2 separate regions of the Homo sapiens genome follow, and region 2 is linked to region 1. A link is an interaction called in ENCODE POLR2A ChIA-PET data of the cell type or tissue named here. Cell type or tissue: OCI-LY7. All regions are shown on one strand. Links, peaks and the distances in the headings refer to the core of each region. The heading gives the core; the rest is flanking DNA. Region 1 overlaps SMIM36 (small integral membrane protein 36). Region 2 overlaps MMD (monocyte to macrophage differentiation associated).

Region 1 (2,915 bases), core at 210-2,709:
AGACACCAGTGAAATGTGGGTGAATGATCAAGGCAGGCGTCCCCGCTATAATCAGACACCAACGGAAGGCTGTCTTCCCAAATCCGTGACCGACGTCGGAGTTTTTAAGTTGACGGATAAAATGTGTCTCCTTTGTCTCTACTAGAGAGGAAAAAAGAACTGGAATTGGAAGGACAGTGAGATTGAAGGGTAGCAAGAGAGGCTGGAGAAGAGAATGAAGAGACTGCTTACCCGATTTGAAATCAGTGAGATGTTCCTTGGGCTGGTCTGAGGACCTGAGGTCATAGGTGGATCTCCTCACGGAGTGAGGGCGAAGACAGGGGACCGGTCTCCCGAAGGAGTCCTTCTGTCCCAGGTCTTTGGCACCAAATGTTACACGTGTCCGTGTGAAGAGGCTTTGTGTGAGCAATAAAGCTTTTTAATCACCTGGGTGCAGGTGGACTGAGTCCAAAAAAGGAGTCAGCAAAGGGAGATAGGAGTGGGACAGTTTTGTAGGATTTGGGTAGGTAGTGAAAAATTACAGTCAAAGGGGCTTTTTCTCTTGTGGGCAGGGGCGGGGGTCACAAGGTGCTCAGTGGGGAGCTCCCGAGACTCACTGTCCAGGAGAAGGAGTGTCACAAGGTCAATTGATCAGTTAGGGTGGGGCGGGAACAAATCACAACAGTGGAATGTCATCAGTTAAGGCAGGAACTGCCTATTTTCACTTCTTTTGTGGTTCTTCAGTTGCAGGTCACAGGGGATATGATGGCTTAGCTTGGGCTCAGAGGCCTGACATGGCCCAGCAGGAAAGCCAGGTTGCAGCAGAGACAATCGCAAACTCAACCTGCATTTATCAAACTAAAAATATGGTTGGCCGAGTGCGGTGGCTCACGCCTGCAATCCCTGCACTTTGGGAGGCCGTGGCAGGCGGATCACGAGGTCAGGAGATCGAGACCATCCTGGCTAACACAGTGAAACCCCGTCTCTACTAAAAATACAAAAAATTAGCTGGGCATGGTGGCCGGCGCCTGTAGTCCCAGCTACTTGGGAGGCTGAGGCAGGAGAATGGCATGAACCTTGGAGGCGGAGCTGGCAGGGAGCCGAGATCACGCCACTGCACTAGAGCCTGGGTGACAGAGCGAGACTCTGTCTCAAAAAAAAAAAAAATATGGTCAAAAGTGCTTCCTATATAAGGCTCCAACACGCTTTGAGGTTGGTGTCTCTGTTTTCATCCTATAGGTGATGGAACTGACTGGCCCCAATAGAAATTAGACTGACAGCTAATAAAAAGAAGCTTTTGAATCTATAGCTCTTAACAAGCCCCACTGCTCTTTCTGCCTGCTGTGGCTTACTGTCATGGGAAACCATCCTTAGGGACATTTCGTGGCCTCTGGATGTGGGCAGACATTATAACAAACACTGTGTAAGTATATTTGCCTCATCCTTTGTGTTTCTATTTGGAGCAAGTTTTGGTTTTATTGTTGTTGTTGTTGTTTTTTCTTTTTTCGGACTTAATTGGTGAGTGTAACGAATTGCAGTTCCTCTGTATGTTGTCTCAGAACACTCAACTGCATCTCCCTGATGGCCTCATTTCCCCCTTCTGTTACTATGCATTCCACTGCAGCAGAGCTAGTAATTGCAACTAATTAACTTAAGAATAGCCTTGAGATAAAAACAAAAGCACTTACACGGAGCAAGTCAGCAGGTTGGACTTACGCAAAAGAACTTGCTGCTTAAGAGGAAACTGAACTTTGGCTTCCAGCCCTTGGCACCTCCGATACCACCAAGTCCATGAACTGTGGCTTTTCTGTTGAGCAGACCCGGGGTGCTTCCTATACAGCTGAGAGAATCACTTCAATGAAAGCTCCTCCTCCTGCCCACTCTCTCGGCCTGGAAAGGAACAGGAACGTTGTGGATCATCACCACTCAGGGTGCGATGAAGAGGAGCTCCGAAATGAAGAAAATGGAAGATGACAACTCAAGCTACAGGTTCTGTGCTTGAGAACTCCAAGAGGAAAGGAATATGATGTCTGGACTTGTCCTTATTCATCATTTAGCTCAACTTTTCAGAATGTGATTATTTGTAACTTCTTTTGTCCTACATTTATCATGGACCCCTGCTTGGTAACCTGCAAACTCCCACACGTAGCATCTAAATTTCTCCATACGCTGGCCCTAACTTCTCATTCAAACCAGACTCCAGCCGCTCCCAAACTTGAAGCCTCCCTTCTAACCAAATGACTCCAAAATATGTGTGGCACTTTCTTTTTTTTTTTTTTTTTTTTTTTTTGAGACGGAGTCTTGATCTTGTTGCCCAGGCTGGAGTACAGTAGTGCAATCTCAGCTCACTGCAACCTCTGCCTCCCAGGTTCAAGCGATTCTCCTACCTCAGCCTCCCTAGTAGCTGGGATTACAGGTGCCCGCCACCATGCCAGGCTAATTTTGCATTTTTAGTAGAGACAGGGTTTTACCATGTTGGTCAGGCTGGTCTTAAACTCCCAACCTCAGGTGATCCGCCCACCTCGGCCTCCCAAAGTGCTGAGATTACAAGCGTGGTGAGCCACCATGCCCTGCCAGCACTTTCTTATCTTCCTGTCTCCTGGCTCAAAGCACTTCCCTACTGGAATCCCATTATAACAAAATATAGGTGAAAGGGCACCCATCCTGCAGTCCAGTGGATCTAAATCACCTATGCAGAGACTGGCTTCATCAAAACCATCTAAGGACCTTATTAGAGACTCTGAGCTCTACTGCTAGATGGTTCTCCTGCACAGCCAAGTTTGGGAACCCCTAATAGCCCAAACTCACTTGGCCAGTGCAGAACTCTCCTCTATACCATTCTAAGACACAGAAACCAGTCTCTGCTTGAACATTCACTGTGGTCTGGAAATCACCACCTGATGAAAGAACTTAATTCCATTTTTAAACAAAGCTAA
Region 2 (2,915 bases), core at 218-2,717, 52 kb after region 1:
CTGGTGGTGGGTAGACAAATCCTACTTACTGCACCCTACACAGAGCACATTCAATTTCATCTAACTACAGCCATCTTGGGGCCTTGCTCTTTAGCCTTGAAAATTCCTAATAGGGTATGCTACTTATAGCTCTGTTGTTATGTCTCAGGACAATGATGTGGTATATCCTCCAATTCTTGGGACACTTTTAAAGCATTCTTCCCAAGAGTGTAATTATTTTCTTTTTTGCTAATAAGAGCTGTATAGCAACACTCTTGTCTCTTAGGAAATTAGTAAAATTATTTAAAATATTATCAGGGGAGAAAAGATGATGCTTAATAATAGTTAACTATATTTGAGAATAGCTTGGATAAATTTTGAAGCTACTAACTGTATATTTCTCTTTAACAGTTGGTTTTCAAACCATCTGGTAGATTATACTCAGTAAGTACATATTTTGTACACTAGTTAAATATCTTAACCCATCAGTGGGCCAAGTGAAATATCTTCACTGTCCCAAATTCATTCCCCAGTGGATTTTCCACCTGAACTATCTGTATTGTGTTAATAGTGGCTGCCACTTTATTTTTATTTATTTGATCTAACGATAACAGGCTCTTCCTAACTCAGGGAAAGAGTATTGGCTGGTCTTTTATTAATAAACTTGGCACTCTCTAAAATGGCTTGGTCATGCGTTTTAGCCAATTTTTGGCAACTTGGTTCTACCATTTGGTTCAGCCCTGTACCATTTTTTATTTTGTGTATGAATAAGGTAATGAGTAGTTAGAACTCATTAGTGGCACAAAATACCAACCCCCAACCCCCATTCACACTTCTTTAAACTAGCTTGAGCAAAAGGATTATTTATTGTGCAAAGCCTGTTGACGTCTTACAGACTCTTAAGCACAGGAGTGCAGTGGACCTCTGCAACCTGAATGCTGTTGAAATTTTTTTTTTTTTTTACGTCCGTCTGTTTCTGTGCATCTACCTCTTTCTTCTTTTATTCAGACAGCTGCTTTTTTCTCTCCTGAGAAAAAAAGGATTAATTAGACTAATCCAGAGTCCCTCATGAAACCTGTTGTGGGTATGGGTTGGGTTTTTGGTGGGGAGGGCATCCTCACTCAGCATACTGAAATGGAAGAATGCTATCCTCTCTTTAGGTTCTGTGGTATTCATGCTTTTCTCTGTACTACTGATGGTCACAAAGTTAGCCTAAAGGGAAGTGCGGAATATGGGCATATGTCTATATATGTAACAGATTTTGATATTTAGATACGTACACACATTTGTGTGTATATATGAATTTTATAGCCAAAAGAATCAGGTAGTAGTCATGTGTTTGGTTTTTGAAGCAGACTTTTTGATTTCAGGAAGAACAAAGGTGAAAACATACCTCCGGTTTTAAGTTGCCTAGAGGTAGCCAGGTGTCATTTATTTAAGCTGTCTGGTAATACAATATAGGGAAACTAGTGGGACAGGCCTGTTAATCATGGGATGTAGGGTTTAAAGATGTGCCTATATAAAGCTTTATAAATTTTAAGAGAGAAAATAGAAACTTTGTTTTTCAAATGTAGTGTATCCCTTTTCACTAAATGACAATAAAATTTAGAAAAATTCGTTTTTTTTTTCTAGTTGTACCGTGTGTGTGTGTGTGTGTGTGTGTGTGTGTGTGTGTGTGTGTGAATGGAGGAGGAGGGTTCCAGTTGAAGGGGTGGATATGGTTTCTCTTTGCTTTTGGTTGTAGAAGTTTGCTTTTGGTTATGGAAGGTTTTTCTTTTGAATAAACTGAAAGAAGGCTTAATCTAATAAACTAGGGTATTTGCTTAAGGATCATTGCTATTGGCTCAGTTTACTCCTCTTTAGTGGCTTTGGCTTTATTACCGCAACTGGGTATTTCCACCAGTCACTTCTTTGCGTAGAATAGACCACATACCCACTGGTGGGTTTCCTCATTGTTCTTCACACACTTTGAGTTTTTCTTACATGTGTTCTTTTTGTTTTTACAGGTTCATGAACCATCGAGCTCCAGCCAATGGCCGCTACAAGCCAACTTGCTATGAACATGCTGCTAACTGTTACACACACGCAGTGAGTACAAGTTTTCCACCATTGCCATCCTTTCCACGGGGCTTTGGTGGGAGGAAGGGGTAGTTATCTCTAGTAACCTCAGCACAATTAGTTGGATTTACCCATCTGTGACCTTATCTACCAGGAAATCAGTTCTGGGTCGTGTCACCAGAAACTATGTAAGCATGTAGAATGCTTTGTGTGTTCTAACCTACAGTCAGCTCTGTCCTGGATTCGCTTTCTCCAACAAGATATTCTTTAAAGGAATAATAATAGTATGTACCCTAGTTATAGAAAAACCAAAGACACCTATTTATGAAGACTGTCACCCCTAGAATGAAATGAATCGCCTTTTCAAGACAATCAACTGTGTTCATTTGGCAAAGAGAGTTCACAGTTTGTTGAAAAAGATGCTTTTTAAAATTAAGTGATCCTCTGAAATGGGGAGGGGAGCCATAGCCTCCCACTCCTACAGTGGCCATTGCTTCCCAGAGGAGATGTTATTCCATATTGGTGAAGAAAAAGCCGATGTGATCCCTAAATTTTTTGTTAATTTTTTTCTGCTTTGTAAAAGCAAAACATGCTTATTATAAGAAACTTTAAAAATACTGAAAAATATATAAGAAAAACAAAACTAACCAGAAATAAACTGTTAACACTTCGGTGCATTTCTTTGTGTGTGTGTTTGTGTGTATGTGTGTGTGTATATGTGTGTCTCTGTGTTGGGGGTGTTTGTGAATATGTATGTATTTTCAGTTTTCCTGTTAATGTGACATTAATGGCATTTCTTATGTCATTATAAATTTTTTACTTTACCTGTGGTTTCATTATTCCCTTGCATTTAGTGACATTGAGGGAAAAATAGTGGC

The links. ChIA-PET counts read pairs that join two places held together with the same protein. Peaks named below come from ENCODE experiments on the same cell type or tissue, not always from the same donor. Only the 100,000 strongest peaks of a DNase experiment are listed, where the experiment ranks them.
Region 2: POLR2A ChIA-PET joins it to region 1 with 5 read pairs; 6 of 35 experiments call an interaction of 5 or more read pairs at or near these places.

The regions. Positions count from the first base shown.
Region 1 is chr17:55,465,632-55,468,546 of GRCh38, reverse strand. It overlaps SMIM36 (small integral membrane protein 36), which reads left to right. Exons shown (of 5, transcript NM_001395421.2): 4 at 1,219-1,402. Among named protein-coding and RNA genes, the nearest start is that of SMIM36, 44 kb to the left of the region's middle. In OCI-LY7, for the core only: no CTCF peak of the experiment used is centred there; a DNase peak (open chromatin) is centred at 1,656; H3K4me3 peaks cover 849 bases; H3K27ac peaks cover 987 bases.
Region 2 is chr17:55,413,303-55,416,217 of GRCh38, reverse strand. MMD (monocyte to macrophage differentiation associated) reads left to right here. Exons shown (of 7, transcript NM_012329.3): 2 at 1,986-2,067. Among named protein-coding and RNA genes, the nearest start is that of MMD, 7.1 kb to the left of the region's middle. In OCI-LY7, for the core only: no CTCF peak of the experiment used is centred there; no DNase peak of the experiment used is centred there.